4 separate regions of the Mus musculus genome follow, and all the other regions are linked to region 1. A link is a loop called in an ENCODE intact Hi-C map of the cell type or tissue named here. Cell type or tissue: left cerebral cortex. All regions are shown on one strand. Each heading gives the region's core, and the rest is flanking DNA. Links, peaks and the distances in the headings are about the cores only. Region 1 overlaps Ccdc152 (coiled-coil domain containing 152). Region 2 holds the start of Fbxo4 (F-box protein 4). Region 3 holds the start of Card6 (caspase recruitment domain family, member 6). Region 4 holds the start of Oxct1 (3-oxoacid CoA transferase 1).

Region 1 (7,797 bases), core at 1,332-5,331:
ACTCCTATGAGAAAGAAGCGCCAGATGTTTAGACATTGATTTGAAAATACACGATCATATTCTCAAGTACCCTAAATAAACATAATTGTCCATTTTTAAATTTGATATGGTGTTCTGATGTTTAGAATCTTGCCTCTTAGATACATAAGTGGTAATACAGATGAAATAATACAATGTGAGTTGCTAAAGATTGAAATAGGGAAGTGGATAGACGTATGGAAAACATACTGATAAACCTGGGGAGCTCACGGAGGCTCGTTATACTGCTTACACCGACACCAGAGGCTGGTTCCAAATGCTTAGTCGTTGTCTGTAATAGAAAAACTATAAACAATGAATTTTCCCTGGTAGCGTCTTCAAAAATAAAACTCAAAATAGCTGTAAAAACAGTGCAGCAGAGCTGTGGTTGTGACATCGCCTCCCGGATAATAACGCTAAGCAAAGCAGTTGAGTGCAGAACAGAGTGAATAGCATAGTCATGCCATCACAGAGTACTATGGAAACAAATGCAAGGAGGTGGTTTTGGTTTGTGCTGGTTTAGGTTTTGAGACAAAAGCTCACTGTAGTGCCCATGCTGTACATAAACGCCAGGGCTCAGGAGACCGTCCTGCATCAGCCTCCACAGGAGCTGACAGTAGCCATTCACTCTTATGCTTGATAGATGCCTGGGATTGACATGGGACTAAAAGTTGAATAGTTGAAAGAAATTTGCTCAGGTTAGCTCATATTTTTTTCTTGTTTATAATGGGCTGAATTAATATTTTACCATGTCATTCCCCATGAGTGAATGTGTACATGTCGTGTTCGAGTGTGTGTGTGTGTGTGTGTGTGTGTGTGTGTGTGTTTCTGGAACTGAAATCTAAGGAGGATTCATGAATGTTACCATAGCAATTTATCTCTGGCCTGCATTCCCAAACCATCTGTATTACTTTTAAAATAGAAAGTAAATCAGAAAGTCATACCCATCTCATGAGGGTGCTCGCTGCACTGGTCGACATTCTCCTGCATGTGTAACCTACCATAAGTGCACATAGAACTTTCCAGACTGCTGTCTTGCTGAACTCTTTTTAGTGTATCTCCAAAATACATGAAAACCTGGAATGAAGGAAGTTGAGTCTTCTACTAGATGCTGCCCATGTAAGAAATGACAAATTGAAGGCTCAATACAGTACGGTTTATTTGAAATTATATCCCAAATTTAATTATTAGACTTTCAGATGTTAAATGGTTTGTGTTCTCATTTCTCTTCATATTCTTAACAGAAGAATCAAAATGGTGTCATTGATTTTTGTGATAGCATATGCCCAATTTCTTCTACAGAAAATGATAGAAACTGCTGGAAAGAACAACCTTCTGGATATTCAGCTGGAAAAGACTAACAGCTTATTAAAAATAATGCAAACAAAAGAAACCTCGATGAAAGAAGGTCAGTTCTTTGCTGCCTAAAGAAATAATAATCAAGGAAGGTGCTCACTGCAGTATCTGACATTATACCCCATGTTTGTAACCTACCTTACGTGCATATAGAATGTTCCAGAGTGTTGTCTCATAGCACTCTATAGTATAGCTCCAACATAGGTTTAAAAAAAAAAATCAGATTGAAGGAAGTTACGTCTTCTATCAGGTTCTACCCATGTAAGAAATGGCGACTTGAAGTCCTAGTACAGATCTATAAAACCACGTGGGGCAAAACTAGAGCTCCTCCCTCATAAACTGATGAGTCATCAGTTTTAAGAGTTATAACTGAAGCTGTGAAGTGGCTCGGTCGCTCGGTGGGTAAAGGCACCTGCAGCCAAGTCTGATGACCTGAATTTGATCCACAGAATCCACATACAGATCCACAGTAAAACAGTATCAATTACCCAAAACTATCCTCTGACTTACACATGTCATGCATATGCATACACGTGTATACACACACCCAAAGAAAGCAGTAAAATGCGGAAACATTTAAAAAAAACTATATGCATATACTTTCTTTTTTATTTGGTACTTCTTTTTTGATTATAATATCATTTCCCCTCCCCGTTCCTTCCTCCAAGCCCTCCCCTATATCCCTGCTTGCTTGCTTTCAAATACTTAGCCTCTTTTATTCTTTAATTGTTGTCATAAGAAAATATGTATATATGTTTTCAGAGCTGACCGTGAAGAGCATATACAATCTTCGCTGTGTCTCTGAAAGGCCCTAGTAGGATGATCCAGTCCCTAGATCTTATCTTCTAATACCTTTCTCTGATAAAAAGAACCGGGTTAACGTAGGATTAGGCCAGGTATGGTGTGACATTACAGGATTCCCGCACTCAGGAGACTGAAGGAGGAGGATTGTGACTTTAATACAACTATAGATACAGAGAGAGAGACTTTCTCATCTCAAAAATATTTTTTAGAAGGGAAAGAAATGAAAAAACAAACCCATAATAATAGAACTGTCAAAAATAACTGAAAGAGCTCTCGATGACCAAAGCTGTAGTGATTTCATCAACAAAATAGCCTTAATTTGCTTTCATAAGTAAATAATAAAGTAAGAAACAGCTCTCCAGTGTGGCAGAATCCAACTGGCTTATGTAGATAATTTGTCCTCAGACAGGTGGAGCAGGACTCCAGGCACACTCATAAAGTAATTCCTGTTCTGTAGGGAAGCTCACAGCATAACAAGGTGGAACATGTAAATTACATGGTGTCAAACTGGGTAAATTCTACCTCAGCCACAGGATCAATGACATCAAAATTAATACTGTACTACCACCATGCACCTTCGATGTGATGTGATGTGATGTGATGTGATATGATGTGATTTCATACCATATGATACGATGAAAACTATGCTTTACATTTGTAAACTTCTCATTTCTACAGCCCCAATTCTAATCATGAGGTAAGTGTCCCACAGATTCCCATTGTGGGACACTTCTTAGACCTAACTTCTTGTTAGATTCTGTCTCTTAAAGTTTCTACAATCTCCCAGTGGCTCCATGAGCTAAGAACCAAACTTTTAGTCCATGAACCTTTGGGAGACATTTCAGGTCCAAGACTGGAAGTGATGCTTTAATTGCATTTAATTATTTCAAACTACTCTATGAAATAATTACTAATAAACAAACTGATAATTAATACTAGATCCTAAATTTACACTAAAATCAATATTGGTGTACTAAATTATTAAAAATAGCTTAATAATTGAGAAATTTTTAATAGGACAGAATAACAAATTCTGGACAAAAGGATAATGTAGATTTAAGTTTGCAAAGATAATGAAAAGCTTTTGCTTAAATCACTGAATGATACTGTATTTCATGAATTCCTTAGCTACCTAATTTCTAGTGGGGAAAAATGTGGTGAGCCTGCCATCTTGTGTTCAAAATTTTAAAATACTTTTTAAAAACTAGTATGCAAAGAGCTTCAAGGTGAATTTCATTTGCTAATTACTGAGGAAACTTCACCTACCTTATTTCACTAATTGCTAGATTCCTTCAAATAAGTGATGTTCATTACGAGAAAGAGAAGTACTGACAGAACACATCTCTCCTATAACATCATCTAACACAGAAACATGTGAAGCAGGTTATCGGCTAATGCCTACCAAGCAAATGTAATTTAACCAGCATTCTGATAGTGGGAAGTAAAAGCAACAAGAGAAGAGAAGGTGACGGAGAGCTGCGTGAGTGGTTGAGGGAACAGACAGGAGAGCAGGGAAGGGTAAGAGACCATAACAGTAGTCCCTTGTGCTAGTCGTGAGACTTTGGACTTTTGCAAAATAATCATGGTTGAAGAAAATATTTTGCATTGTTTTGAAGACACTGGCACCAAGATAGCTGATGTCTTGGAACACAGTTTTGGGTTTTTAACCCTTTCACAGCTCTCCTCTTGCCCAGGATTTAGTTACAAATCTAGGAGAACATAACTGCTCAGCAGTAACAAAAGCCTCACCTTATATTTCCTCACTAGCTGTGGCCCTCCACCTTTGTGGCCCTCTACCTTTGAACAACCTTACTGTGACTTGTCTCTCTCTTCTTAGTGTGTGCATTCCTGGAAGCATTGCATGCAAACACTTTTTGTGATTCCCAGACATGTCCACATGTGAGTCGCTTCCAGGAAAAACATTGCTAAGGCACATGGGAAAATCTCTACTGTACGGTGCCTTAGAAAAGTAATTACGAAATGTTGGGGTTCATTTCACATAAAGGTTGATTATAAAGTACTTATTGTTTGTGCTGGCTAGTTTTATATCAAGTTGACACAAACCAGAGTCTTTAGGGAGGAGTAAACTTGCTGGGAGGGGGTGGTGCATTACTTTAATCCCAGCATTCTATGGCAGAGGCAGGCAGACCTCTGAGTTTGAGTCCAGCCTGCATTACAGAGAAAGTTCTAGGGCTGAAAAGCTACACAAAGAAACCCGTTACCACCAAGGATCATGCAGATGTCCATGGTATATGTGGGCTGTGCTGCAGCAGGGCCATGTCGATGTGAGTAACCTGTGCAGTCACCTCAGGTCATGTTGATATTCATGGTCCTGCATCAGGGGACTGTGTTGATATCTGTAGTCTGTTGTCACCTGAAGCCATGTTGGTGTCCTTGATTCATGTTGTCCTGGAGGCCGTATTGATGTGCTTGGCCTGTGATGCCACTTAGGGCTCTGATGGTGTCTGTAGTCTAAGCTGGGACAGAGGCCCATGTTGATGCCTGTGGTCTATAATACTATCACTAAAGACCATGCTGAGGTTGGTGGCACATGCTGATACTGGAGACCATGTAAATGTCTGTGGTTGGTGCTCCTGGCTGGCTTTAAGGTTAAAGGAAGCTACTTTGGCAGTTGCATCGATGACTGCAAACTCACAGTTAAGAAAGAGGGACATAGAAGGTGTCAGTATGAACCCCTACTTCCACTACCAACACCCCTGGAAGAAGAGGTAGACAAGAAGGGAAAGTATCAAAGAACACTCTTAAAAGTTGTAATAAGGATGCTGTAGTGTATGTGTTACAATTGAGGGCTTCTGGTGGTGGTGCAGGTGGGAAAGGACTGTTTTCTTTAAGGGACTGGCCACTGAGAGTTTGACCATACTGGAGTTGTGTTCCTTCTCTTTCTCCTCCTCCTCTTCCTCTTCTGGTGTTGGAAAGTCATAAAGTTGGGGAGTGGACTTGGGAGGACTAGGAAATGAATATGATGGAGTGAGTGATGTGAAATTCTAACATAATCAATAAAAATATTAGAGAGAGAGAGAAAGAGAGAGAGAGAGAGAGAGAGACTCCTTTGAGAAAATGGTTCTAGAAGATCAAGCTGTAGGCAAGCTTCTAGGGTGTTTTCTTAATTGGTGATCTGTGGGGGAGGGCCCAGCTCATTATGGGTGGTGCCATGCCTGGGCTGTTGGACACCTGGGTTCCATAAGAAAGCAGGCTGAGCAAGCCAATAAGCTGCACTTCTCCATGGCATCTGCATCAACTCTTGCCTCCAGGTTTCATTGTAACAATAGTAGCCCTAATGCTATATATTGTAATTCATCTTGAGATGTCTGGTTGCTTTAGTAAGATCACATAATTTTAAGTTGAATATTATTTTCTTTCAGCTCTTTCTATCAAGATTTTCAAACAAATGTATCTTATGTTTTAGAATGTATTATTCTTCATACTATGATAAAAGGGCTACAACAGACTGTTCAATATCAACACAATTTGAAAGGTAAGTTAGAGAAATCATTCTTAAGACCATGGTTTGGATCCTGGAAAGATGATTGATTGAATGTGAGTGTGCTCACGTGAGTACAAGCTGTAGAAACCATGTCTCAAATAAGTAAGAAAAAAGGGGAAGGAAGAAAAGGAAAGGAAAAGGGAGTGTGGGGGGAGCAAAGGAGGAAGGGAGGGAGGAAGTAAAAGAGAGCCACATGTGGCAGTACCAACTTACAAAACCCAACCCTGGTGACAGACAGAAACAGGTGGATCACTGTGGCTCATCCAGGGGCCAACTAGCCTGACCTACCTGGAAACTCCAGACCAGTGAGAGACCCTGTCTCAAAACACAAGGTATATTTGTATTGCTGGTAGGAATATAATGCAGCGTTACCACAAACTGGTGATTACTCAGAAAAATGAAACATAGAATTACCATTTGATTCATAAATTCCACCCCAAGATATGAACAAAAAGCAATAAAAATCAGAGACATAAGTTTTTGTACACTAATATTCATAGCAGCATTACACAAAGGTCGAAGTAGCCCCTTGCAGATTGAATATAAAATGTGCCCCAAAGGTCCATGTATTAGAAGTTTAGTCTCCAGCCCATAGGAGAAAGAACACTGGGAATATTGTTTTGTTTGTTTAAAAATATTTTCTTATTATTGGTATGTTTTTCACTCAAGGGAAACTTGGGTGACTGGGAACATATCACATGGTGCTTGTGTGTAAGAAAGAAGACAACTTGCAGAAGTCAGTTTCTCCTTCCACCCTGTGGGTTCTAGAATTTAACTCAAGTCCTTAGGCTTGGAAGTGGTAGCTTTTGTCCACTGAACCATCCTGGCATTCCATACCTGCCCCTTGGGTTTATATACAGAGGCTTATTTTGTAGTGTAAGCTGGCCTGAAACTTATTATTTAGCCCAAACCGGCCCAGAACTTGCAGCAGTCCTGCTTCAGTGCCCCACGAGCTAGAATTACAATGGAACCCATCACACTGGCCTCTGATTGTGCTTCCCTCAAACCCAACCTCTGCTGCCTCGTTCTCTATGTCTAGAACCCTAACCTTAACCCTAACCCTAACCTTTCCCAGTGTCAAGATGACCAAGGTTTCCCCAATCATGTTCTCACATTATTTCAAACACAGCAACACTGTAAAAGGTTTATCTAATACAGCTATTGCATCTGACCTTAGTAAGGTCTATGAGAAGCAGTAACTTCTTGTGTTCCTACATTTCCAGTTTATAGCAGTGTTGGGTGCATACTTAATTAGGTCACGCATGGTCTACAGAGTGAGTTCCAGGACAGCCAGGGCTACACAGAGAGACCCTGTCTCAGGAAAAAAAAATGTTATAAATATCCCCGTGATAATTTTAACTGCTATTTAGTAATATATTCCTTGATTATCTGTATACAGATGAAAATGAACAACTAAAAAGAAATGTTGATTTTATGAAAGAAAAGTTAAAATCTCATGAACAGGTGAGTTATATGCTATTGTGTTCAGTTAAACTCTTGAAAAGCATTTGTTCAAGGAAAAGCAAGTTGTTTTAATAAACATCACTAAAAATTACTTAAATGTAGTATATATATGTTAGACATGTAAAAATCTTTAATAAATGGACAGTAACTTTTGCAAATCATAGTCTCTTTTACAAAACATAATGTTCTAATATCACTTACACACTATTTCTTTTTACCAAGAAGAGATGCAATTATTTTGCTACATGGTTTTCAGTTGTGCTAATAGACTTACTTCAGAGCATATTCTGATGGTTAATAGTTTTATTTAATTCTTTTACTAAAAAAAGAAGTGAGTCTGTATTCTTTGTGATTTCGGTAATCATTGTACCATCCAAATAATGGAGACTTTACGTAGAGCACAAATTAGTTCCACCCAAGGGCCATTGAAACTCTGCTACATTTTGTTCTTTCCCTCAGAAACAGTGTAGTGATAGCAACTGCAGAACATATAACACAGTGGCTCAAAAATACAAGACAAACTAAATGCCAATCCCTATCCCTCTACTCTGTGAGGAGGTTTGTATCACCTTTTTCTCATAGCCAAAAGCCAACATATCAAAGATCTCCAAAACTGAAGCTTAGTCTGTACAGGCTTAGCTTGAAAGATC
Region 2 (7,797 bases), core at 3,798-7,797, 680 kb before region 1:
AATTTCATTTTTAATTGACTGCTAAATGTCTTCACTTTGACAAATACTGACTGCATGGTCATTTTAAGTTCAATATGAGCAAATAACAAATTTTTATCTCTTATGGAAATCTTTTCTGCCTCATTTCCCTCCAATTTTGTATGTTTTCCAAATAAGCAAATAGAAGGCCTACTTTCCATCCTTATTTCTGCACACACTCTGATTTGTGTTCTAGACCAACGGTTTTCAGACATTAAAATGCGAGGTTCCTTTTTGATAAACAGAATTCTGAATAAGCAGTGGAAGCCAAGGGAGATTCCACAATCCCTGCCACAACTCTTGGCCTGTCTTTATACAGCCAAGATTTTTATGTAACCTAGCATTTTAGCAAGTTTTATTAGGAAAATATTGTAGCTTTCTAAATCTTTAATGTGAATTTTAGAAGCACAGATTTCTTTAGTGGATCATAATCAGTTAATCAAGTGCTTCCACTCCCTTTCCCAAATGCACTTATGTTTTACAACCATAGTACCGTTGTAGACGTCATTATTGCTGGACTGGTCTTTGTGGCCAGATAAATTACTTTACTTGTATGACGTACCTTTAGGAATACTGTGTCTAAAGGCTTTTTTCAGCCCTTTCCAGTAGAAATTAGATGTTCCTTTATTTTCTCGCTTCCTTTCACATGTCACCACAGTACAATGTGTTGTAATTTTTTTTCTTACTACTGAACGAACTCCATATCTTAAAATTTTATCTTTGCACACACTGTTCATTGCATGGTAGGTAGTAATGTCTTCTGAATTAATGAGGCATGATTTGAAATGCCAAACTTTGCACAAGACGGTTGCTGCTATTGCATTCCAAACTGCCATGCCCTCTATACCAGTGGTTGATATAGCAAAAGGGAGCATGTCTTCCTCGGAGGAGTCAAGTGTTACCTGGACACTAAACCTGAGAAAATAAGACTGTCTTCACAAGCTGAGAACTTCCATTTTTGCCTTTATGACCTTTGGGGGCTCACTGGTTGATACAATTATGAGGGTATTTCTGGGTGCTTTTTGTACAATTTACTCCCCTACCCCAAACAATTGGAGAGCAATTTATAGACCATAATAGTTGTAGTACTTTCTACTGTGGTGTTATAAAAGGAAAATACATCTTTTGGTATTAATCTTGATGAGTAAATTGTTTTATTTAGAATGAAGTAACCTCAAAATAACAAATACTCCACATAACAATAAGCCTATAATAGACCCTTTCAATAGCTAATATGTGCCTACAACATGCCATATTTTGTCCTAGGCACTGAGGATATAAACACCCTCCTGTTACAGGCTTTTAGTGGAGGAAGAATGTACAGTATGCCAAGTGATAACACACTTAGCAGGGTGTAGGGGACTATTGTGACGTGGAGATGGTGCTATTGTATTTAGAGTGGTTAGAAAGATCCATCTAAGCACTGTCTTCAATTTCCATCCTGTTTTTTCTGATGCCTTGTGTATGCAGTACATCTGAAGATTTTCCTAAGGAAGTGGCTCTTAAAACCTCCTTTTATTGAATCTAATGGCTTTCTCATTCGTGGTGTTTCTGATGCCTACAGCCTAAAGGTCTTGGGTTCTTTATTCACTTGAGGTGGTTTTCTGTCCACCGCCCAGTTCCCTTTTCTATCTTCTATACGGTTATTACATCTTTCCACAGAAACCAAAACTCTGTACTGTCTTTAGTATTACTTCCCTATTATTTTAAACACAGTATGAAGTAGCATTGTATGGAAACATTACAGTAAGAGGTACTTAATATAGACACAGCGTATGTATTATATCATGCTGGTGTTTGGTAGCTTTTGCTTTCCTGCGTCTAGTGAAAATTTATCTTCGGTTTGAATTCTCTGCTGTTGATTAAATGTAAAATGTTACAGGATTTTCCCACAATCCTTAAACGTTTATCACTCTTTACTCAGTGTGAGTTTTCTGATGTGGAGTAGACTTTAAGACTTGATTTAAGAGCCTGTCTCTCTTGCTATGTTTATAGGCTGTCTGGCTGCTGTGCATTATTTCATGTTAAGTCACATATCATGACATCCCCTTATCCTTTGCTTACAGTGGAAAAAGGTGAAAGTCATGACTAAGAGGCCACCATAAAAGATACATTCCCAGCCTCACAATCTTGTGCTCAGTCTTGTGATGTTCATTAAAGTATGAACTGTGTCTGAAGGTGTTTTCCAGTTATCTTCATGACATTTTAAATACCCACCGCTACTAACTTGGTCTGCTTGTAGATTGCTTGTCTCCTGGGGCCCCTTTATAACTCCATGAGGATATTTCATCTGTCACAGAGTCCAGGATTCAATAGTCCTCTAGTATTACTTACCCTTCATTCATTTACTATAAAAGGAAATAGATTATAAAAGTATTATGTCTACATAAGCTTAAGATAGCCAGGATTAAAAGTATTCATTATGTACTATGCCGGTGTTTCCTAGTTTTGTTTTTGCAAATTTTAGTGACATGTTCCAGCTACAGTGTTTTGGAACATATACTTAATAAAATAAAACGAAACCCCCCTACTTGTTTCTTACTTTCTTTTATATTTTATTCTTGCATCACTTTTCTGTCCTAATTTATGAATACCTTCTTTCTGGTCCTAGTAACTTTCAAAGAGAGTAGCATAATGATTCAGATTGTGAGTTCTTGAACTAGAAGGCCTGAGGTAAATCACAACCCTGTCATTTCCTAACTGGAACTGTGTCAATTGCTAAGTCTTTCTGTCTTTAAATAGTATATATTTTTAATTATTTTTAAGTATGTATAAATTGTGTGTGTGTGTGTGCATGTGGGTGCATGTGGCCCATGCCCGTGGAGGCTAGAGTCTCAGATCCCCTGGAATTGGAATTAGAGATGGTTATAAGTTACCTGATGGTGCGAGGGACTCCCAACTCCTATCCTCTGCAAAAGCAGGAGGAGCTCTTAGTACTGAGCCATGTTTTAACAATTCTATAATGAAGCTGATTTCTTCCTCGCTCAGTAGATAAGTCACATTTCCTTGTAATATAAAAGCAGTGGCATTTTCATTTCTTCATACTTAAAATGACTTATGCTAATTTTCTTTCTCTGAATACAAAACACAGTTTAGAGAGGAGAAAGGCCATATAAGTAATTAATTCATAAGTCTTTCCCCTTGTCCTGATAATCTGAGCAAGTGGTTGACCTACTCATTGCTGAGCAATGTCATAGGAAAGAATAATCATTTTTAAATGTATGCTCTGACAGACCCTCAGTTGCCCAGCTTCCAGCTTTATTGAATGTCTGTTACTTTTCATTTGGAGCTTCAGGTACTGCATTTTGAATGAAGGGCCCTTGTGAAAAGTGTCTAGGGTCCACTACTGAGCATTATGTACTGTTACATGCAGCTATTGCTGTGTTACTTTCATATTTATATACTAGCAACTATTTCCTGTAGCCTAGCGTGTTTTTAAAAGATGTGGCCTTTGCCTTCTACTTCGAAGATTGTAAAATGGTATTAATTTTTAAATATCCTATGGACTAGATGTAGAATGTTTTGACAATTGATATTAAACCAGTTGTATATAGATGATAAAATTTAACTGTTTTCCCAAAAAACAAAAAACAAAGCAAAACACAAACAAACCATCTTGGAATAGTAAGTGGTTAAAGGTTGACAGTGATTTTGAGATAGATTATGTGGGCTCCGCCCATCTTCCATGTTCTCCAGAACAAGGTTTACACCTCAGGTTATAACGTGGTGATCCTTACTAGATTATTCTAAAAGATTTTAAAGAATTTAACACGTGACTACTAAATCCGAAGTATTCCCGTGATGAAGTCTAGATGTGGAATGGGTTTGGGGATTAGATTAAGTGAGGTAATCTACTTTAAAGAGACTGATAACCTGCTACCAAATAGGTATTTGTGTCTTTCCTAAAACTATATCCAGTGCTATATAATATTTTGTTATATAGCCTACCTCTCATTTCTTAAATTTCTTTTTGATTATGATTAAAGTTACTAGAATAGACATCACTTTTGGAAGATTAAAAATTCACTAATGGCTTTTAATAGTACCACATCCAGGCTTTTCTTTCCTATCAAATTTTCTTCTGACCTTTTATGATAGATCATTGATTGAACAATTTTTTAGTGTATGTACATTTTTGTCGTGGGCTTAAACTCACCATTTTGGTAGAAAATACCTAATAATGGAGTTTGAGGAAGTAAATGCAAGCAAAATGTGAGTGGCCATGGCCAGAGATTGGATTCAGGTTGGCACACCAAGTTGTGGAAGCAGTTGCAAGAACTATTATAGCCACAAAACAAAGACCATACATCAAATACATATACCACCTACGCTGATGAGGGCATTATGTACACAGCCTAGATAAAATTGGCTACATCTTGCCTGGCTTTCAGATGTTACAACATTATTTACTTTAAAATCGGTAAAGGGGGCAGGTGTTTGAGAGATGGTTCAGCAGTTATAAGAATGTACTGTTCTTTCAGAGGGCCTGAGTAGGTGGCTCTCAAGGGTGTGGTTTCCAGTTCCAGGGTTTGTGATGCCTGTGGCCTCTGCTGGAACCTGAGTGCTCATGCATATATCCACATACATGTAGTTAAATAAAATTTTAAGCAAAGCTTACAAGTTTCACCCAACCTCATGAGGTTAGACCAAAACCAGATTGAAGTTAATATTAAAAGAGCTACGCTTGAGGCAGTTTTGGCTTCCCATCTACAATAGTTTCTCCACAGCACGATGTTCTAGTCAGCCAAGGTTATCTTTAATAACACATAAGGCTCCTGATAGCCTCCACGGGCTCAGTTTTTGCTCAACTCCAAGTGGTAGATTGCTGATTCCAAAACACAGAAGCACACATACAGCCTACTTAATATCTAACGCTTAAGGGGAAGCAAGATTTCAGAAAAAGGGTGGCTGTTCAACAAGCCCTAGCTCCCAGGTCCTTGTGGTGACGCACAGAGGCAGGGAGGGACCCGGAGGATGTGTAGTGTGGGAGGGTTTGGGCTAACGGGGTGAGTCATTCCGGGCCACCTCGGCCTGGAGCCCTGCCCAACCGACCAGCCCGGGTCGTACCAGCGGGGCGGAGGCGGAGGCCGAGCGGCTGGGGAGCCCGTGCGCCCCGCGGTGTCGCGCGGAGCCTGCGACCATGGCTGGAAGCGAGCCCCGCGGAGCCGGCTCCCCGCCGCCCGCCAGCGACTGGGGCCGCCTGGAGGCAGCCATCCTGAGCGGCTGGAGGACCTTCTGGTATTCGGTGGCCAAGGAGCGGGCGACGCCGACGGCCTCCCGGAAGGAGGCGGCGGAGGAGACGAGCGCGCTGACGCGGCTGCCGGTGAGCCGAGGCCGCAGGCCGCGCACAGAGACCGCCGCAGGCCGGGGGCCTGGGCCGGCAGGGCAGCCACTTCCGGGTGTGTGCTCGCCTGGAAGTGAAGTGGCCAGGATTGCCTTGATGGTAACTCTTGGTATCCCCCTGCCAACCAAGGTCGCACTACAACACTCACTAATGACCAGCGAGATCACCCACAGGTTGTCAGTCATCCTATTTGGATGTCTGGAAATCTGATGAAGGAAGTGGGTTAGCTTGGAAGGCATTCCAGTGTCTTTCTTCTGCACATTTTAATCCCTAGTCAATGTATTCCAGTTAGGGGGGGGGGGGGGTCGCCTAGAGCAAGCAACTCTGACATATCCAAAGCAACAAAACTGCCACATAATTGAAACCAGTAAAGTTACAAGTACCTCAAGTTAGGTCAGGCTGCAAAGAGGATGCATGCAATTTAAAGTTTCAGAGAAAGATAAAATAAATAAATAAATAAATAAATAAATAAATAAATAAATAGATTATACATTGTTGATGACAATTCCTTTATCTCAGTTGGGTTATTAGTACATCCCACTGACATTCACTCTAAATGAAAGCCACAGGCTTAGGTTACCTCCAAGCTTCTCTCAGGTGTCCTCGGAACCTGATTAATACTCTATAGAGAGAAATTCAAATGACAGGTTCACATGCTTTCATTTGATCTAGTGATAAAATCAGAAAAACCGCCACTTTGTTTTTTTAGATTTATTTATTTATTTATTTTATGTATATGTGAGTACACTGTCACTGACACACCAGAAGAGGGCACTGGATCCAAATTACAGATGGTTGTGAGCCACCATGTGGTTGCTGGGAATAGAACTCAGGACCTCTGGAAGAGCAGCCAGTGCTCTTAACCTCTGAGCCATCTCTCCAGCTTGAAAAAAATCTCCACTTGACACTCATTTATTTTTGAAGAACAAATTAGTAACTGGTACATCAACATACTCATGGAAAGAAATGAAAGGAACTGGTTACTTTGCTTGAAAAATAGAAAGGCAGAGCTTGAGTTTGCAACATTTCAGGTGTGTTAGGGATGAAAATGTTTAGTTTTGAATTTTCTATTGGTGGAGGGATGTTAAGATAGACTTATGTATTTTAAAGAACCAGTCATTCAGGCGACCTTCAGTACAATGATTCTTTACTGATTAGGCCACCGCAAACAGTTGCCCCAGACAGATGACCTCTTTCTTTCATGCTGCTTGCCTCTCTTTCAGGTTGATGTGCAGTTGTATATCTTGTCGTTTCTTTCACCCCACGATCTGTGCCAGCTGGGAAGTACAGATCATTACTGGAACAAAACTATAAGAGACCCAATTCTCTGGAGATACTTTCTGTTGCGGGATCTCCCTTCTTGGTCTTCGGTTGATTGGAAGTCACTTCCAGATCTAGAGATCTTAAAAAAGCCAATATCTGAGGTCACCGACAGCACTTGTCTTGATTACATGGAGGTGTAAGTATCTATTTCTGAGAATTGACAAGAGATACTAAACTCTAAATAGTGCACATTAGTTCTGACCCTGACGTTAGCTTGCTGCATAGGATTTGTCTGAATGCCCCTTGTTAAAATTAGGCCTTGAGCTAATTGACTTTTTTTCATAGGTCCCTTAGAGCTTTAATCTTTTGTTATTTTCCTGTGGTGACTAACCAGTATTTGATTAATTATATCTGGTATGGTAGACAAGAAAAAAAATTTTCTTAAACTTCTCATAATATTTGTAGTACTTTCCATTATGTTAAATTGTATATGCATATTCATACTCAGAGGAAGAATTTCCAAAGATCAGGAAACAGTTCTTTTTGATGGGGAAGAAGACTGTTTTTAAGACTACATGAAATACTTTTTATTATTATTATTATTTAACTGCCTGAAAGCCTCCAAGTTTCTTGAGTATCATGTACATGAGAAAGTTGCTTTTATTGAGCAAATGCTGCATATTGGATTCTATGGGCGTCTGCTCTGGGTATGTCCTTTTCCAACCTAAAGACTTTATCTTTGTGTTAGGGATGTAGGGGGCCAGAGAAGTTACATGGTTTGCATATAATATAGGGTGTAAAGAATTGGTTAATATTATTGTGTACCCTCAGAATATGTCACTGTACATAGGTAAAACTTGCTTTATTGTGAACTCCACATTTAAATCATAATAAAGCAAATTCAAAGAATCTTTGTCCTTTGGCTCTAAGAATGGTTTTACTTTGATTCAGTAGCTACATATAGGATTTCCTCCTCTACTTTCTTGCTCAATCTCTCCATCCCAGACAATAGTTATCATGTCAGATAACAGGAGACGACTAGATCAAAATGTATATGATCTCTATAGATAATCTCAAATTCCACTGGCATTTCTCTTTAAAAATTACTCTTATTTTTTTTGTATGTACATGTGGGTGGGTACGCATATTACATGCTACAGATGGAGGTCAGA
Region 3 (7,797 bases), core at 1,531-5,530, 1.8 Mb before region 1:
CATGATGTGTCACAAATTAGTAAAATCTTTTTACCAGTTTAATAGTTCCTTGGTATTTTCCTGCTATCATTTATTTCACAGACCTCTGATTTATGGAAATTTAGGATATTTTTGCTTTTCTGCTATTATCCAGTTGGAATAGATATTTCCTATGTATATTTTTGGCATGCATTTAATAATATTTTCTGTAAAGATTCTTATATGTGTTTTTTTTTTTTTTTGCTTGTGTGTATAGATGTGTACCATGTGTGTGCCTGGTACCCATGGAGGTCAGAAAGGAAGTTGGAGCTCTTGGAACTATATTTATTTTATATATATACACACATATATATATATATGTATATGTGTATATATATATGTATATGTGTATATATGTGTGTGTGTGTATATATATATAGTGTGTTTTGAGGCAGGGTTTCTCTGTGTAGCCCTGGCTGTCCTGGTACTCACTCTGTAGACCAGGCTGGCCTTGAACTCAGAAATCTGCTTGCCTCTGCCTCCTGAGTGCTGGGATTAAAGGCGTGTGCCACCACCGCCTGGCTGGAACTGGATTTATGGATGGTTATGAAGCACCACCTTGAGAGTGCTGGCAAATGAACCCAGGTCTTCTGTAAGAGCAAAAAGTGTTCTTACTGCTAAGCCATTTCTCCAGCTCCTACATTTCTAGAGGTGGGATTGCTAGAGGGAAGGGTTATACATTTACAATTTTGATCTATTTTTTACCTGCATTTTGAAGATTACTCTCCACAAATCAGTCGATTTGCATTTATAACATCACAGTTTAGGGCCCAGAGCAGGGATACCTAGCCCAATTCAATGTTCAAACGAAACATCCTGGAGGAGGTCCCGGGTTCACTTCATCTCGTTTTGTTTTATTGAGAGAGGGTCTAACTATGTGGTCCTGGGTGGCCTAGAACACACTGTGTAGACTAGCCAGCCACTAAACTGCAACGATTATTATTTTCCTGCCTCTGCCTTCTGAATGCTGGCATCAGAGGTGTGGGCCACCCTTTGTGGCATGTTCCCCACTGCCCAGTATTAGTGAAATTTAGTCTAGCCATCAAAAAGAGCAGAGAGTAAGGTTCCGGGTACAGATCAGTAGCAGAACCACATGAGACCTTGGATTCCAACCTCAGCAAGTGTACACACACACACACACACACACACACACAGAGAGAGAGAGAGAGAGAGAGAGAGAGAGAGAGAGAGAGAGAGAGAGACAGACAGACACAGAGAGAGACAGAGACAGAGAGACAGAGACAGAGACAGAGACAGAGAGACAGAGAGACAGAGAAAACACAGATAAAAGATCAGCAACAGGAAACCACAGAACCACAGACCGAGAGTGCTCCGGGCTGACTTCCTGTGTTTGTACTCTCTGTTGTCCTCTTTGCCCTCTCCAACAACAGGTATTTTTGACGCGTTTTATCTTTGCTAAGTAGGATTTCTGCCTTTCTTTGTTAACATAGATTTCTTTACCTGCCAGAATGACTTGATCCATTTCCTGGTTTGTAGGAAGCAATGGCTACAGAGGGTGCTTCCTCAGAACTCATAGAAAAAAAACGTACGAAGTTGCTCAGTGTCCTCCAACAAGATCCGGACTCTATCTTGGACACGTTAACCTCTCGGAGCCTGATTTCTGAGAAGGAGTATGAGACTCTGGAGGAAATCACAGATCCCCTGAAGAAAAGTCGGAAGCTGTTAATTTTGATACAGAAAAAAGGAGAGGACAGCTGTCGGCGTTTCCTCCGGTGTTTGTCTAATGCCTTTCCAGAGTCAGCGTCCACAGTGGGCTTCAAGCACGGTAAGTGGAGCTTTTAAAGTTTGAAGCAAAGGGGGAGGAAGCAGGTTTTCTAGAAGAGAAAGAGAATTGTTTCTGGTTGTTTGGATCTGACTTCCTGAGACGAGTTTTACTGAAATGTGAAACAGAATGTGTGTCGTTTCCAAGGCAGGGAGCAGTGGATCTCTCTGATCCAGGAGCTTGGCAATGGCTGATCACACTGTTCCAGCGTTTTCAGCTACCGTCTGGTGCCTGTTGCTTTGGCGGGGATTTGAAAAGAGCCCATTGTTGATAATGGCACCATCTAGGGTTTTCCTGTTTGTGTGAGTAAATTTGGAGATGTTTACATCCCCAGAGACCTTTGGATAGCCACGCTGAAGGTACAGGGAAAACCATTTTAAATGAACCAGTTGGAAGATCAGTAGCTCCTTGTCTGTGATAGGAACAGTAGTTTCTAGAAGTGTAGCTTCTCCATTTGATAAGTGATAAAGGTCTTGAAATTGATGCTTTATAAAATATGGTTATTTTTCTTTCTTAAAAAATCTGTTTATTCTAAAAATTTGTCCAGTCCCAAACTTTATCCAGCTAAACAGTTAGAATGACCATGAACCATGGATCTTCTCTCAGGGTTTTAGTCTTCGACTTTTTGACTTTTAGTTACATTTTTATTTACTTATCCCCATAAAAAGAGGAGGAAGGAATGATGATGGAGTTCAAACTGGGAGTGGAGGAAAAGTAGGTTTTTCTTCTATAATAAATATTGACTATACTTTTTTCTATCCTAATCCCTCTCAGAAAAAAATTGTATGAATTTTTTTAAAAATAAAAAATAGCTTTATATCTTCTTTCATGACGTATGCCCTTTTACCTGCATTCTGTCCTTTGTAACATAATAATATCTTTTGCTTGGTCTCCTTTTCAAATGTCATATGTAGAACCTACATTTCTATATATGCATACTAAATATGTATGACAAGAAAGTAGGAGAGCGAGCCGGGCAGTGGTGGTGCACGCCTTTAACCCCAGCACTCAGAAGGCAGAGACAGGTGGATTTCTGAGTTCCAGGCCAGTCTGATCTACAGAGTGAGTTCCAGGACAGCCAGGACTACACAGAGAAACCCTGTCTCGAAAAAAAAACCAAAAAAAAAAAAAAAAAAAAAAAAAAGAAAAAAAGAAAAAAAAAGAAAAGAAAAGAAAGAAAGTAGGAGAGAGCATCTCTTTTGGGAATAGACGGACTAGCTGGTGGAGAGTGGGAAGAGTGTGTTTGTAAGAGAGAGAGAGACAGACAGGCAGACAGAGACAGAAAGAATGCCACAATGAATACAATTCATTGTGGTTCAATTGATTAGTAAGAACTAGTAAAAATTTATAACATCTTAAAAAACATGACATGTTGGGCTGGAAAGATGGCTCAGTGGATAAGAGACTGACTGTTCTTCTAGAGGTCCTGAGTTGAATTCCCAGCAATCACATGGTGGCTCACAACCATCTGTAATGGGATCTGATGCTCTATTCTGGTGTGTCTGAGGACGGTAACAGTGTACTCACATAAAATACATAAATAAATCTTTAAAAAATGACATGTTACAAAAGATAACTCATGACATGGGGCAGGGACCTATTCTACTGTATTGTTTGGCAATTCAGGAAATGATCACTAGAGGGAGTTGTAGCTCTTTTTTTTTTTTTTTAAAGTAATCTAAAAGATGGCTCAAGATGATTTTAAGGGATGATAGAAAGGTAGGGGCTTAGGTTAAAACAGTGTGTGCTCAAGATCCTTAGTGTCGGACAGGTCTTGTTCTAGTTTCCTTTCTAGTCTCTGTATTCCGACAAACACAAAGTGTTTGTGGGTTTATTTTTAGTTTATAATTATAGGTTACATTCATCACTGTTGGAGCAGTCAGTGGCAGAGGCTTGAGACCGCTCCTTACATCATTTCTACAGTCAAGAGCAGAGACAAAATGCATACATACTTGCTTGCTTGTGCTTAGCGTGGCTTCTGTACCTCAGACAGCTCAGATCCCCTGCCTAGGGATTATGACCACCCACAGTGGCTAGCGTGGGTCTTCCCACAACAGTTAACTTATAGCAATGCCATGCCCAATGGCCAACTCAATGCAGAAAACTCCTCACCTGAGACTCTCTTCTCTAAGTTGTGCTGACAGTTAAAAGTAACCTTTTACAACAAACCTCGTAATCCTCGAAAAAAATGGATTTTACTATATCTAGAATTCAGTAATTGTCTTACTCTTTAAGAATTACTGGGATCAGATTTGCTTAGCAATGGCCCAAAGAAATCTGACTGCGGGCCTCGTCAAGTGTATAATTAAATACTGTTCATAACAAATATACTTCTTTTTGCTTATTTACCACGTGAAGTGATTTGTTACTACTGATCAAATGCAGTAGGCATTCGATCTATCATCCAGTGAAACAAAGAAGAGAGATTGAGTGTGTTCCTGTAGCCTTAGCTAGTGAGGAGGACTGAGGTATGAATATATTTGAGCTCAAGAGTTTGGGCCAGCCCAGTCAACACAGACAACAGTTTTTGTCTGAAAGAAAGGAAGAAAAGGCAATAAAAGTAAAGGGTGATGCTTTGAAGATCAGAGACGTCAGGTAATTTAAAATTGTTACATTGAAAAAGCAGAAGCAATAATGAAATGCTTTCTTTTCAGAAGTTCCACGGCAGGAAGCTGAAGAGACTGTGGGGGTGAACAGGAATTCTGAAGATCCCCTTTCTCTTGGGACAATAATCCCGGAGATAGCAGAGCTCTCAGAAGAGAAAGAATGTCTAGATCTGAGAGCTTTGAAGTTCTTCACCTACAAGGAAAGTGGCCACAGGGAACTTGCAGTATCCTCCCGGGAGAACCAGGAAGGGCATGGGACACCGCAGGTCACGGCTCCCCATTCAGTCAAAAGAGTTGAGTATGAAGTCCCAGCAAGTATCACCTTCTTAAGCAATGGACAGAGATACGAGGAGCCAGATGATTCGCTGTACTTAGAGGAAGGGGAACATCAAGAGTACCTTGGGTTCCCTGAAGATGTCGAGACTGTCTTGGAGGAAGAGGCCGGCAAGGACCCACAGTGCTTTGTATATGATAATGAAGAGGAATGGGAGAATGAAGAGACCATGGGGTTCTCCAGTGAAGCCAGTAGCTGTTCAGAGATCAATTTCTCATTGGAGGAGGAGGAGGAGAAAAGCGCTGAAGGTATAGAGACAGTGTGTATCAACTTATCTATGGACTAAGAAGGTGCCATGACACATGATAGGGCAAATCAACTAATCAGAAACCTGGCATTTCTCTGATGGTGGCTTTCTCCAGGGGAGGGTATTGAACGAAGGAGTTCTCAGGTCTAGGCCAATGGGAGACAGTACCGTTAAAAGACTCAGTGTCTGAGGGAAGCATATTTGAGGACCTCCTCTGACTACCACAATCTGTGGATATTCCAATCCCTTATTTAAAATGGCATAGTGAACCAGGCCTGGTGGCTCATGCCTGAGATCCTAGCACTCAGAGGCTGGGGCAAGGGGACCACTGGAAATTTGAGCCTAATCTGAGACACAGACTGAGTTCCAGGCCAGCCAGGGCTAAGACTGAAAGCCTGTCTCAAAAAAATTGAAAGAAAGAGAGAGAAAGAGACTTGATACTTATATGTAACCTCTATACATTTTTAAAAATATATTTATTATGTTTTAGGTTTAACTGCTCTATAGTAATTACATGTATTTATGGAGCATAAGTGTAATATTTCAACAAATGTGAACAGTGTGTAATAGTCAGGTGAGGGTAATCGCCATGTCTCTTGCCCCCGAAATGATTTGTTGGGGACCATTCAGAAGCCTTTTGCTGGGTGAGGGGTACACGCAGGTGATGCCAGCACTCCGGAGGCCCAGAAAGGAAGACTGGGAGTTTGATGTCAGCCTGGGCTAATGAAGTCCCGTCTCAAAGCAAACACAAAATAAAATAGCTCTCTATGCTAGCTGATCTAGAAAAATTAATTATTCTCAACCAAAGATGTCTCACTGTGATACAAAATATTAGAAGTTATTCTTCCTTTTTATATGCATACCCAGCTTTTAAATTACATCATTCATTCATTTATTTGTGTGTGTGTAGGTGGGGGATCTGGAAGTTAGAGGACAATTCTCAGGAGTTGTTTTTCTCCTTTCTTCATGTGTGTCCCAGGGATCCAGCTCAGGTCATCAGGCTGGGCAGAAAATGCCTGTACGTACAAGGCTGTCTCCCTGGCCTAGAAGTTATTCATTTATTTATGTATGTATTTTTAAATAAGATAGAGGTTTTGTTTTTGTTTTTAATTTATTTATTTAATATATGTGAGTACACTGTAGCTACCTTCAGCCACACCAGAAGAGGGCATCGTATCCTATTACAGATAGTTGTGAGCTATCATGTGGTTGCTGGGAATTGAACTCAGGACCTTGGGAAGAGGAGTCAGTGCTCTTAACCGCTGAGCCATCTCTCCAGCCCCTAGAAGTTATTCTTAACTATTGCACTCCAGTACCCGTTAACCATCTTCTCTCCATCCTCCCTTCCTTCCTTCAATCTCCTAGAATACCCACACTAAAAAAAAAAAAAAAAAAAAAAAAAAAAAAAGAATACAGGCTCTATGTAAATAGTTATTTTTCAGGGAGATAGAACTATTTCCTTGAAAAAAGTCAGTCAGTGTGTTCAGAATAAACATATTTTCCCAAACGTTTTTTTTTTTTTTTTTTTAAAGATTTATTTATTTATTAAATGTAAGTACACTGTAGCTGTCCTCAGACACTCCAGAAGAGGGAGTCAGATCTCATTACGGATGGTTGTGAGCCACCATGTGGTTGCTGGGATTTGAACTCCGGACCTTCGGAAGAGCAGTCGGGTGCTCCTACCCACTGAGCCATCTCACCAGCCCTCCCAAACGTTTTTGATCTGCAGTTTCTTGAACAGCAGATCCCTAATCTTGCATATGGAAGCTGTCCATATGAGCAGAAGTAAACACGGATTATTGGCTTAGTGATTTCTATAGTCGCTTCCCATTGTGCAGTAGGGGTTACCTTACTCATTTATTTCTGTTATTTTTTTAAAGATGTATTTATTTATTTTATGTATATGAGTTCTAATGCTATGTATATGAGTACACCATTGCTCTCTTCAGACACACCAGAAGAAAGCATCAGACCCTATTGTAGATGGTTGTGAGCCACCATGTGGTTGCTGGGAATTGAACTCAGGATCTCTGGAAGAGCAGTCAATGCTCTTAACTGCTGAGCCATCTCTTCAGCCCATTTTTTTTTCCTGTTTTTAATTAATCTGTTCATTGACAATTTCATTTATGTGTATATAATTATGTATTCTGGCCACATTCCTCACCTTCTATTATTACATATCCACAAGCCCCTCCTATACCCAACAAGCCTCCTGGCCACTATCAGGTCCTCTGGTTTTGTGACCCATTGAGTTGTCCAGGGTCACCTTTAGGGCACTAGTGTGCATTAAACATTGGAACATGGGCACCTCACTGGTGCTATACCGAAGACTTGCCTCCTAGCTGCCACCGACTGCCAGTAGCTTCCCACAACCACCACTGACAGCGCCAACAGGCACATTTCTGTGCAGATGGCTCTGAGTTCATGAGCACAATGACATGAGTTCAATAGCAGACAGTGTTCTCAAGGCCCTTGTCTCCATCTGTCCCTTCTTCTACAATGTTCTCTGTGTATTGGAAAGCATCGAAGGGATGTTCTTTTAAGTGCTAAGCACTTACTAGTCACATATGGATGAGTCCCAGCCATGGACACCTTCCTCTGCAGTGGGCTTGAGACCCAGAGCAGAGTCCCCTGACATCCAGGGTGGCCTTGAAGCCAGCATGGCCTGAGGATGACTTTCAGCTTCTGATCTTCCAGCCTTCACCTCTGAAGTTCTAGGATTGCAGGCACAATCCACTGTTCATGGTTTTATTTCGTGCTAGTGATGATATTGTGTGCGTGCCAGACAAGCATCCTACCTCCCAATCTA
Region 4 (7,797 bases), core at 2,560-6,559, 730 kb before region 1:
TCATATTAAAATTGAGTGAGAAAACAGTGATTAAGGATTTTGATAAAAGAAACAAAATTCTTGGGGTGCAAAATGTCTTTCAGTGTAACGTTTCTTCCATTAACATTTCCATTTTAATCTTCAGTTTCTTACAGCTAACCACAGAAGTCTTACTCCATGGTGGAACCTAAACTTCATCCCCTGACTTCCTTTCTAACCATTCACTAACACTATTATTTCCTTTACCTACATCTCTCTTCCATGTCATCCAACACTTGAGAACTTAGTAAAATATATGTGTCTGTGTATGTGTGTATGTATAATGTATGTATGTGTGTGTATATGTATATATACATATATATACATATATATAGTATGTGTATGTATATTATATATTATATATACATATACTATACATACTGTATATATACATATACTATATTATACATACTATATAATAAATAGTACATTATATATGTGTTATATATCATATACACATATTGTAATATACTATATATTATATACATATACATATACCATACATTATATATACATATTCTCTCTATAATATATACACACATATACACACACATATTTTACTAAGTTCTCAAGTGTTGGATGACAAGGAAAAGAGATGTAGGTAAAGGAAATAATAGTGTTCTAGTATATATATATATATATATATGATACACATATGTGTGTGTGTGTGTGTGTGTGTGTGTGCATGTGTCTGTATCTTGGTAGGGAAGGGTTGTACCACAGTGAACCTCTGGAGGTTAGAGGACAGGACAACAAAAAGTAGTCAGTTCTCTTTCTACCATGTAAGTCCTAGAAATTGAACTTGAGTTATAAGTCTTTGTGCGGCAGCTTTATCCATATCACTGACCTCAAACACTTTGTTTTTCTTCTGTTTGTAAATATAAGTATTACCTCAATAATAGAGTGATAGAGAACTATACACCCAAGTGGTGTCTAAATGTCACCTCACGACTGTTAAAGAAATCATGACACAGAAAGGTTGATATAGCCTATATTAGTATGGAAGTTTGTTTTGTTTTGTTTTGTTTTGTTTTGTTTTGTTTTTCGAGACAGGGTTTCTCTGTATAGCCCTGGCTGTCCTGGAACTCACTTTGTAGACCAGGCTGGCCTCGAACTCAGAAATCCGCCTGCCTCTGCCTCCCAGTGCTGGGATTAAAGGCGTGTGCCACCACCCCTGGCTCTTTTTGGTTTTGTTTTTTGGGTTTTTTTGTTTTTTGTTTTTTGTTTGTTTTTGTTTTTGTTTTGTTTTGTTTTTTGTAGTATGGAAGTTTGATAAACAAAATCAGGAAGAGCTGTCATGGAAAGAGGAAAGAAACCCAGTTAGGAGGAAAAGGCAGCACTATTCAGGTGAATAGCATGCAAGCTTGCCAGGAGGAAGCATCTCTGCCAAGAGGAATCAGCCAATGTTCAACATGAATCAATCCACTTAGAACCTACCCAGCTAGAAACCTTAGGGTGACACAGCACCAGATTGAAAAGCTTCCAGGTAATTCCAGGTCATGCTATAGCTCCAGACAAGGAACTTGTTCACCATGAATGGGAGGGAGAGAAGGAAGGAGAAAGGGAGGCAGGGAAAGAAGCAAGGATGAAGGAAAATAAGGAAAGAGAGATGGAGAGAGGGAGGGAGAAGGACAGAGGAAGGGAAAGAAGGAAGGGTGGAGGGAAGTAGGAAGGAGGGAGGGAAGGAAGATTTTTTTTAAGCATGGTAAATAAGTACACACCTTTAATTTCAGAATTCTGTAGGCTGAAGCAAAAGAATCATGGGTGCCAGGCCTTCCTGGCCCCCATAGCAAGATCCTGTCTCCCAAAACAAAAGCATAAAAGCATTTTTTAAATATCTATCTCAGTTTACCTGTTGGCTACATTTAGCCAGAAAGTATTCAAGGTTACTGAAGGTATCCACCAGGTTCTCTCAGGTGTGTACTAAAATGAGTATTCTTGGCAGAGCAGTCTGCAGTGTTGAGGGAGGCAAAGGACTGAGGTATACCGTGGTCCCAGTGAAACGAACACAGGGGTATTACAATTCAGCACAGGGGTATTACAATTCAGCACAGGGGTATTACAATTCAGCAGAGGCGGATGACTTACGCGCTAAGCAAGCAGCCAGTAAGGCCAACCAATGCATAAGCGGGCAGAACACCCCAGAGAGCAGGAGCTGCACCTTCTTTCCTCATTCCTGAGAAGCCTAACTTTGAACTGGGCCATGAACTTTTTACTAACCCATAATTACAGCTCATCCACCTAGAGGTTTGCTGGCTTGAGAAATGGTTTAATGATTATATTGAAAGTGGGGTAGACTAGAGGTGAATAATTTAAACTTAGACAAACATGCACTGTCAAAAGAAAGTTTTTGACCTTGGCCCAAGGACATCCCTGTGTCCTGGTTTTTTGCATCTGCTCCATCACTTGCAGCAGGTTGGCTGGTGGTTAAGTGCATCCAAATTTGCATGCAATTACCCAAATGCCTCCTTTGAGGAATTTAACAACGCAATGACTCAGTTCTGAACCATTCCCTAGCACACGAGGGAGTCCTGTGATGACATCTTTAGATTCTCAACACTCAGAGATTGAAGGCAAGGAAATGAGCAACAGGGGAAGGAGTTCAAGAGCACACAGTGCAAGTAAATGCCCTGCGTGATGCACTCTTCTTAAGTTCAGGACTGCAATTTGAAACCTCTTCAAAGAAAACTTTGCAGGTTCGGGAAGAGGCTCCTGAGCAAACTGAACACTCCAAGGTGAATCCACCCTCCTCCCCACCCTCCTCCAGCACTCAGTTCCTTGGTCCCATACTCAAATCCAACCCGAATGTGTGCTTAGAGGCTAGACCCTCTACAATGTATAAGCAAAAATATCCACCACCAGCTAGTCTGCTAGGAGGGCGACTCAGGATACCATTCTGTGGGTCAAGGTGTTTGGGTTTTTTTGTTTTTGTTTTTGATTTTTGTTTTTTTACGGTCTTTGAACATTGCAAGTCTCTAACCCGGAGGGGACGGAGAGGAATTCAAAATAAAGGACCGAGGCGTTTGCAAACTGCAGCGGAGCGCCGCCAGCCCTCCTTCTGCTTCCAAACGCTTGGCAGGCTAAATCGCCCCGTGACAAGAGCTCCAGTCCGGGTTCCCCTTTCTACCGCCATATAGGGAAGGGGAGGATGGGGAGCGGCAGTCCGCCTCCGCAGCGCACAGCATCCGCCCACTTGGCGGTGAACTTGAGCCAGCAGCGGTTAACCCGGCCCGGGGTTCTGGGCCTCAGCCGGCGCCAGCAGCTCCCTCAGGTGGGGCGCAAGCCTCAGCGCGCCGCCCTTCTCCGCTCCTCTCCTCCAACCGGCCCTTACCTAGGGCGACGGCCCCGGGGACCCCCTTCCCAAGGGCGTCGGCCTGGAGCCTGGAGTCTGTAGGAGTGGCGGGAGATGGGGACGCGAGTCCCTGGACGCCGACAGTCTGTCTCTAAGGCGTTGCTGCGTGGCTTTGGTACACAGAGCCTCGACCGCTTCTCCACCGCTGCAAGCACAGCGGGGAAGTGGATGGAGAAGCAAAGACAGACAGACAGACAGACAGACAGACAAGCGGCGGCGGGGCTACCCTGAAACCCGAGCGTCTCCAAGCCCCCACCCCCAACCCCCGGGCACGGCGCTGCAGATGCCAGATCCCCGACCAGAGGCGGTGGAGATGGGCAGGGCAAAGAACGCGCGCGCCGCTCGCAGCTCGTCCGCGCGTGGCCTTCCTCTTGCCCCCCTGCACCTTCAATTTACCTTATGCAGGGCGCCCCGCGAGCTGCGGGCTGAGGCGCCGAGCCGAAGCCCAGAGGACAGGAGTTTGAGAGCCGCCATCTTCGGCCCCGGGTGCGGGAGACGGTGGCGCGCGCGGGAGTGCGTGCGAGTGCTGGTTGCCCGGGGCCGCGGCGGCGTCACCGGCTAAGAAGAGAGAAGGCAAGGCGAGCGGTAGGGCGGGCTGGAGGCTCGACCGCGCGTCAGTGACGTCCTCGGGACCTCAGAGCGGTGCCGCCCCTTGCTGCCTGCTGGCTTGTCAAGAAGCGAGACAGGGAGGGGCTCACGGCTAGGAATGGAAAGGCTGCACAGCTAGGACGAGCCCCGCGGGTTGTGCCGGGGCCGGAGGTGCTGGGCTCCAGCTCATCTGCGGGCACACCCGCAGCGGCGGGCGCTGCACTCAGGCTGGAGGGGGCGCTAGAGCCTGCCTTCCCCTCGCGCAAGGCTTGGCATCAACCAGGGTTTCGGGTTGCCAAGGGCCTGGAGGGTCTCTTACTGAACGTGTTACTTTTCCAAATCGCCCTCTGGAATGAGTACAGGTACAAAGGGTCACTGATAAAGATCTCCTTCCAGATCTAGACAGCTCACCTTTCCAACATTTCTCAACCCCAACACCCACAACTCTCTTCAAGTCTGGTTTTGCCCTTAGTTTCCTCTGAAACCCAGCAGCGTGCTGACTGACCCTCATGAGACATGACCTGCTTAACCGACAGAGGGACAAGATTAGAACTGGGCTGTTGTTCCCCATCATCCTACTCTGTGTTCCAGAATTTTCCTGGAACCGGAGTCCCAACAATTCCAGAAATTACAGAACAGGTATAAGCACAGAAGTGTCTGTCTCCTCTCCTCCTCGTCCTTGTCCATGTTGTATAATTCCCCTCACCTTGTAATGCTCTTCCTGTTGCAGTTTTGTATGAGAAAAGCCAGTCAAGGGACACAATGAACACAAAAATGCTCGGCACTAAATTTAGCTAATATTCGGTGGTGGGTTAACTTCATCGTTTTGGAGGTTTTCGTTTTGGAGTTTGTTTTTTGCTGTTTTGTTTGAGGAAGGATCTCTAGCTCTCTTAGGTCCCACTGAAACTCTATATATGGCTCAGGCTGACCTCCAACTTTTTTCTATTGCGGCAGCCTATCCCAGAGTATGTGCAATTGTGCCTGGCTCAAGCCTTATCTTTTGACTGGCACCCAACCGGCCTGAACCATTTCTTCAGGACGTTCTACACTCACCGCCGAGTTTAAAAGACCACTTGGAAGCCCGGGAAATCCTTTTATTGGATTAAAAGCCCATCGAGTCCTGGAAGAACAGTTTAAATTTGAAGTGATGCAAAACCCATGACAACAGTAAATGACTCTTTAACTTCCTTAAAAAGTATGCCGATACAATGAAGGATGAACAGTCCTGTTTAATTAAAACCTGTCTACTGGCCTGGGGAGATGGTAAAGACACTTGCCTCCAAGCTTAGTGACCTCAGTTTGATCCCTGGGACCCACATGGTAGCAGGGAAGAACCAACTCCAGCCAAGTCCTCCTCCGACCTCACATGCACTGCAGCGAGTGCATGCCTGTGTATGTGCGCCAAAACAAATGAATAAGGAATTTAAAAATCTGCACAGAAAAGCAACTACCTCAGTACTCCCTTAACTCAAAAATGTCTCCTGTAAAGATTACGGTTTTAACATGGAAATAAAATATCAAGTTAAACTATCATCTGATTGCATAGGAGAAGTGAACTCAGTAATCCTGGATATTTTGGGGGCGCATTTTAATAAGCTGTGAAGAGTTCGAATGTTTAAACCGAAGTCCCATGACTAGCCCTAACATGGCGGCTGTTGTGCTGCAGTTTTGAGAAGGAACAACAAAAGCTGGTACTACAGTTGTTCTTCCACTTTTTTCCTTCCAGGGCCACGTGAAAGGGAAAAAAAAAAAAAAAAGCACTGGCAACTTGTCTCGTAGTCATCTGACTCACTCTTCTTGGCTGGTCACATGTATTTCTCCTAAATGAAGACGGTGGATATTTTAAATTTATTATTCTGCAGAATTAAGGCTGCTAGGAAAAACAAAACCAAAACAAACAAAAAAGCAAAACCAGCCTCCGTACTGCACAGCCAGAAGGGAGAGGGGCTGCATTTTTTGATAAGCCCACGGCTTCATTTTACATCAGCTCAACAATGTGTAAGGCATCAATTCAACTTGAAAGAGTGTTTATTCTGTACCAATCTTTTTTCCTGATTCTACAAAAGCCATTTTAATTTATAACTTGCATATAAAAAGTCTGATTCTTTTAAATTTCTTATTAGTAGGACCATTTCCCTCTCCCATTATGTAGGCATGGGGATTGAGGACTGAATCTAAGGCCTCCTGCGTGGGCATTCCCAATGAGTATATCCCCTGTTCTGTTTTTAAGTTGCCCAGCTGAGCCTTAAATACACTCTGTAGTCCAGGCTGGACTGGAACTTCTCATCCTTCTGCCTCAGCCTCCCAAGTAGCTAGGATTATAGGCCTGCAATTGCAGGGCCACTTTCCTCAGTACTCTGAAAAGCAGTTTCTAACCAATATTCTACATTCATGAGATTTTCCTTGTAAAACCTTATACCACTTAACATTCACACTCTTAAAAAAAAAAAAACTGGCTAATGAAATTCAAAGACTTAAAAAAATTCCACACAGGTAATAAGGAAAGGGTTATGTTCTGAGGTTGTAGGTTGAGGTGTCCTTCACCAGGTAAATGTGACCTGTTAGATTGTAGTGGCAATGTTTCTGCTTGAGAGATTTCATTTTCATTCTCCTGAGATATTGTGCCATAGCTCATGCCTTTACTGAAGATAAGACACCCTTTCCTTTTGGTTAGCAGCATGTTCCTCCAGGATGAAAATCCAGGGCAGCTGAAGACTTGTTTTCAAATGTCGTCTAACCGGCTTAACTAGTGGTAGGAGTTTTATCTATGTGGTATGAGGCAGTTACAAAAATTCATAAATGCCTCATTCTATATAATGGTCCTTTAAGCAGTGTTTGAGATCTTTCAAACACTTGTCCTTCAGTAGGAAAACAAAACTTATCTCAAGGTTCTTATCAATTTGTAAAGCTAAAGTATTTTTTACTATGTAAATCATTGATTTGCCTATTTTATTAACTTAATATTTTCAAATTCCTTTGAAGCAATGATGTTTACTCAATTTTGTTTAAGTAATACATTAAAATGAATCAGATTGTTCCTGTTATATTTTTTATAGGAGAAAATGAAAATATATGAGTTACACAGTCAAAAAATGAAAATGAGAGTCATGTTACGGTGCTAAGAAAACTTCAGGAGAAAAACACAGCCATCTAAGTGTGCTCAGCTTCAGCATAGGACACCTGCTTTGGATTCTCAGCCTCTCCAATGTCAGGGAGAGACTGCCATAATTGACTTTGTTCCCCCTGAAACTGTGAGCCCAAAAATGAGTCCTTTCTTCTATAAACTGGTTTTGATCATTGTGTTTTATCACAGCAACCGTTAAATACAGAAGTTGGTGCTAGAGTGGGCTGAAGCTGTGTAGCACTTGACTGTGTTGCTTTGAAGAGGAAGGTGGAAGACTGTGGAGATCTGGCCTGGAGCAGCATCTGGATACTTTCGGCAGAACTTAAAAGGCAACCCTAAAGGAAGCCTGAAAGATAACCACACTGAGAGCAATGAGGACTGTGGAGACCCAGAGCAGAAGGTTTCAGAGAGGAACACTATCAGCCATTGGGCTCCAAGCTCTTGTGATATTTGGGCAAAGAATCTAATGGCCCTGGGCTTTGATCCTAAGAACTTACCTAAGGGGAAATTTTTAAAGTAACAGAATAATTTCTATAGTGGAATAAAATTTCAAGACCACATAACATTGAGTCTGTGGCATGGTTTTTATTGATAATGCTTCGGATCTATGATGGAAAAGAGACAGAAATTAAAAATGGACATTTTGGTGAGATAAGGAGCATTGGGAATCTTACTGCCCACATTGAAATAGAGGCTATAATTGCTCAGGAGTCAA

The links. A loop is a pair of places that touch in the nucleus more often than their neighbours do. Peaks named below come from ENCODE experiments on the same cell type or tissue, not always from the same donor. Only the 100,000 strongest peaks of a DNase experiment are listed, where the experiment ranks them.
Region 2: it touches region 1 in a loop (2.6-fold over the local background); 5 of 42 quality-filtered maps call a loop at or near these places.
Region 3: a loop joins it to region 1, with 6 times the contacts of the local background. A loop is called at or near these places in 2 of 42 quality-filtered maps.
Region 4: a loop joins it to region 1, with 2.8 times the contacts of the local background. A loop is called at or near these places in 2 of 42 quality-filtered maps.

The regions. Positions count from the first base shown.
Region 1 is chr15:3,291,730-3,299,526 of GRCm38, reverse strand. It overlaps Ccdc152 (coiled-coil domain containing 152), which reads left to right. Exons shown (of 9, transcript NM_001166063.3): 3 at 1,321-1,426; 4 at 5,606-5,674; 5 at 7,083-7,147. Gm41254 (a long non-coding RNA gene) reads right to left here and starts at 837. Exons shown (of 5, transcript XR_003951534.1): 1 at 1-837. In left cerebral cortex, for the core only: a CTCF peak has its summit at 3,358 (motif pointing left); a DNase peak (open chromatin) is centred at 3,356.
Region 2 is chr15:3,976,786-3,984,582 of GRCm38, reverse strand. Fbxo4 (F-box protein 4) reads left to right here and starts at 5,010. Exons shown (of 7, transcript NM_134099.2): 1 at 5,010-5,341; 2 at 6,586-6,821. The coding sequence starts at 5,159. AW549877 (expressed sequence AW549877) reads left to right here. Exons shown (of 6, transcript NM_145930.3): 6 at 1-2,548. In left cerebral cortex, for the core only: a CTCF peak has its summit at 6,138 (motif pointing right); DNase peaks (open chromatin) are centred at 4,522 and 5,041; H3K4me3 peaks cover 1,238 bases; H3K27ac peaks cover 1,572 bases.
Region 3 is chr15:5,102,095-5,109,891 of GRCm38, reverse strand. It overlaps Card6 (caspase recruitment domain family, member 6), which reads left to right and starts at 1,359. Exons shown (of 4, transcript NM_001163138.1): 1 at 1,359-1,409; 2 at 1,516-1,804; 3 at 4,456-4,989. The coding sequence starts at 1,522. In left cerebral cortex, for the core only: a CTCF peak has its summit at 3,424 (motif pointing right); DNase peaks (open chromatin) are centred at 1,963 and 3,390; H3K4me3 peaks cover 740 bases; H3K27ac peaks cover 541 bases.
Region 4 is chr15:4,022,819-4,030,615 of GRCm38, reverse strand. It overlaps Oxct1 (3-oxoacid CoA transferase 1), which reads right to left and starts at 4,188. Exons shown (of 17, transcript NM_024188.6): 1 at 3,767-4,188. The coding sequence starts at 3,844. BC037032 (cDNA Sequence BC037032) reads left to right here and starts at 3,210. Exons shown (of 2, transcript NR_028266.1): 1 at 3,210-4,597; 2 at 7,272-7,797. In left cerebral cortex, for the core only: CTCF peaks have their summits at 3,201 and 4,185 (motif pointing right); DNase peaks (open chromatin) are centred at 3,193, 3,999, 4,858 and 5,658; H3K4me3 peaks cover 2,312 bases; H3K27ac peaks cover 3,019 bases.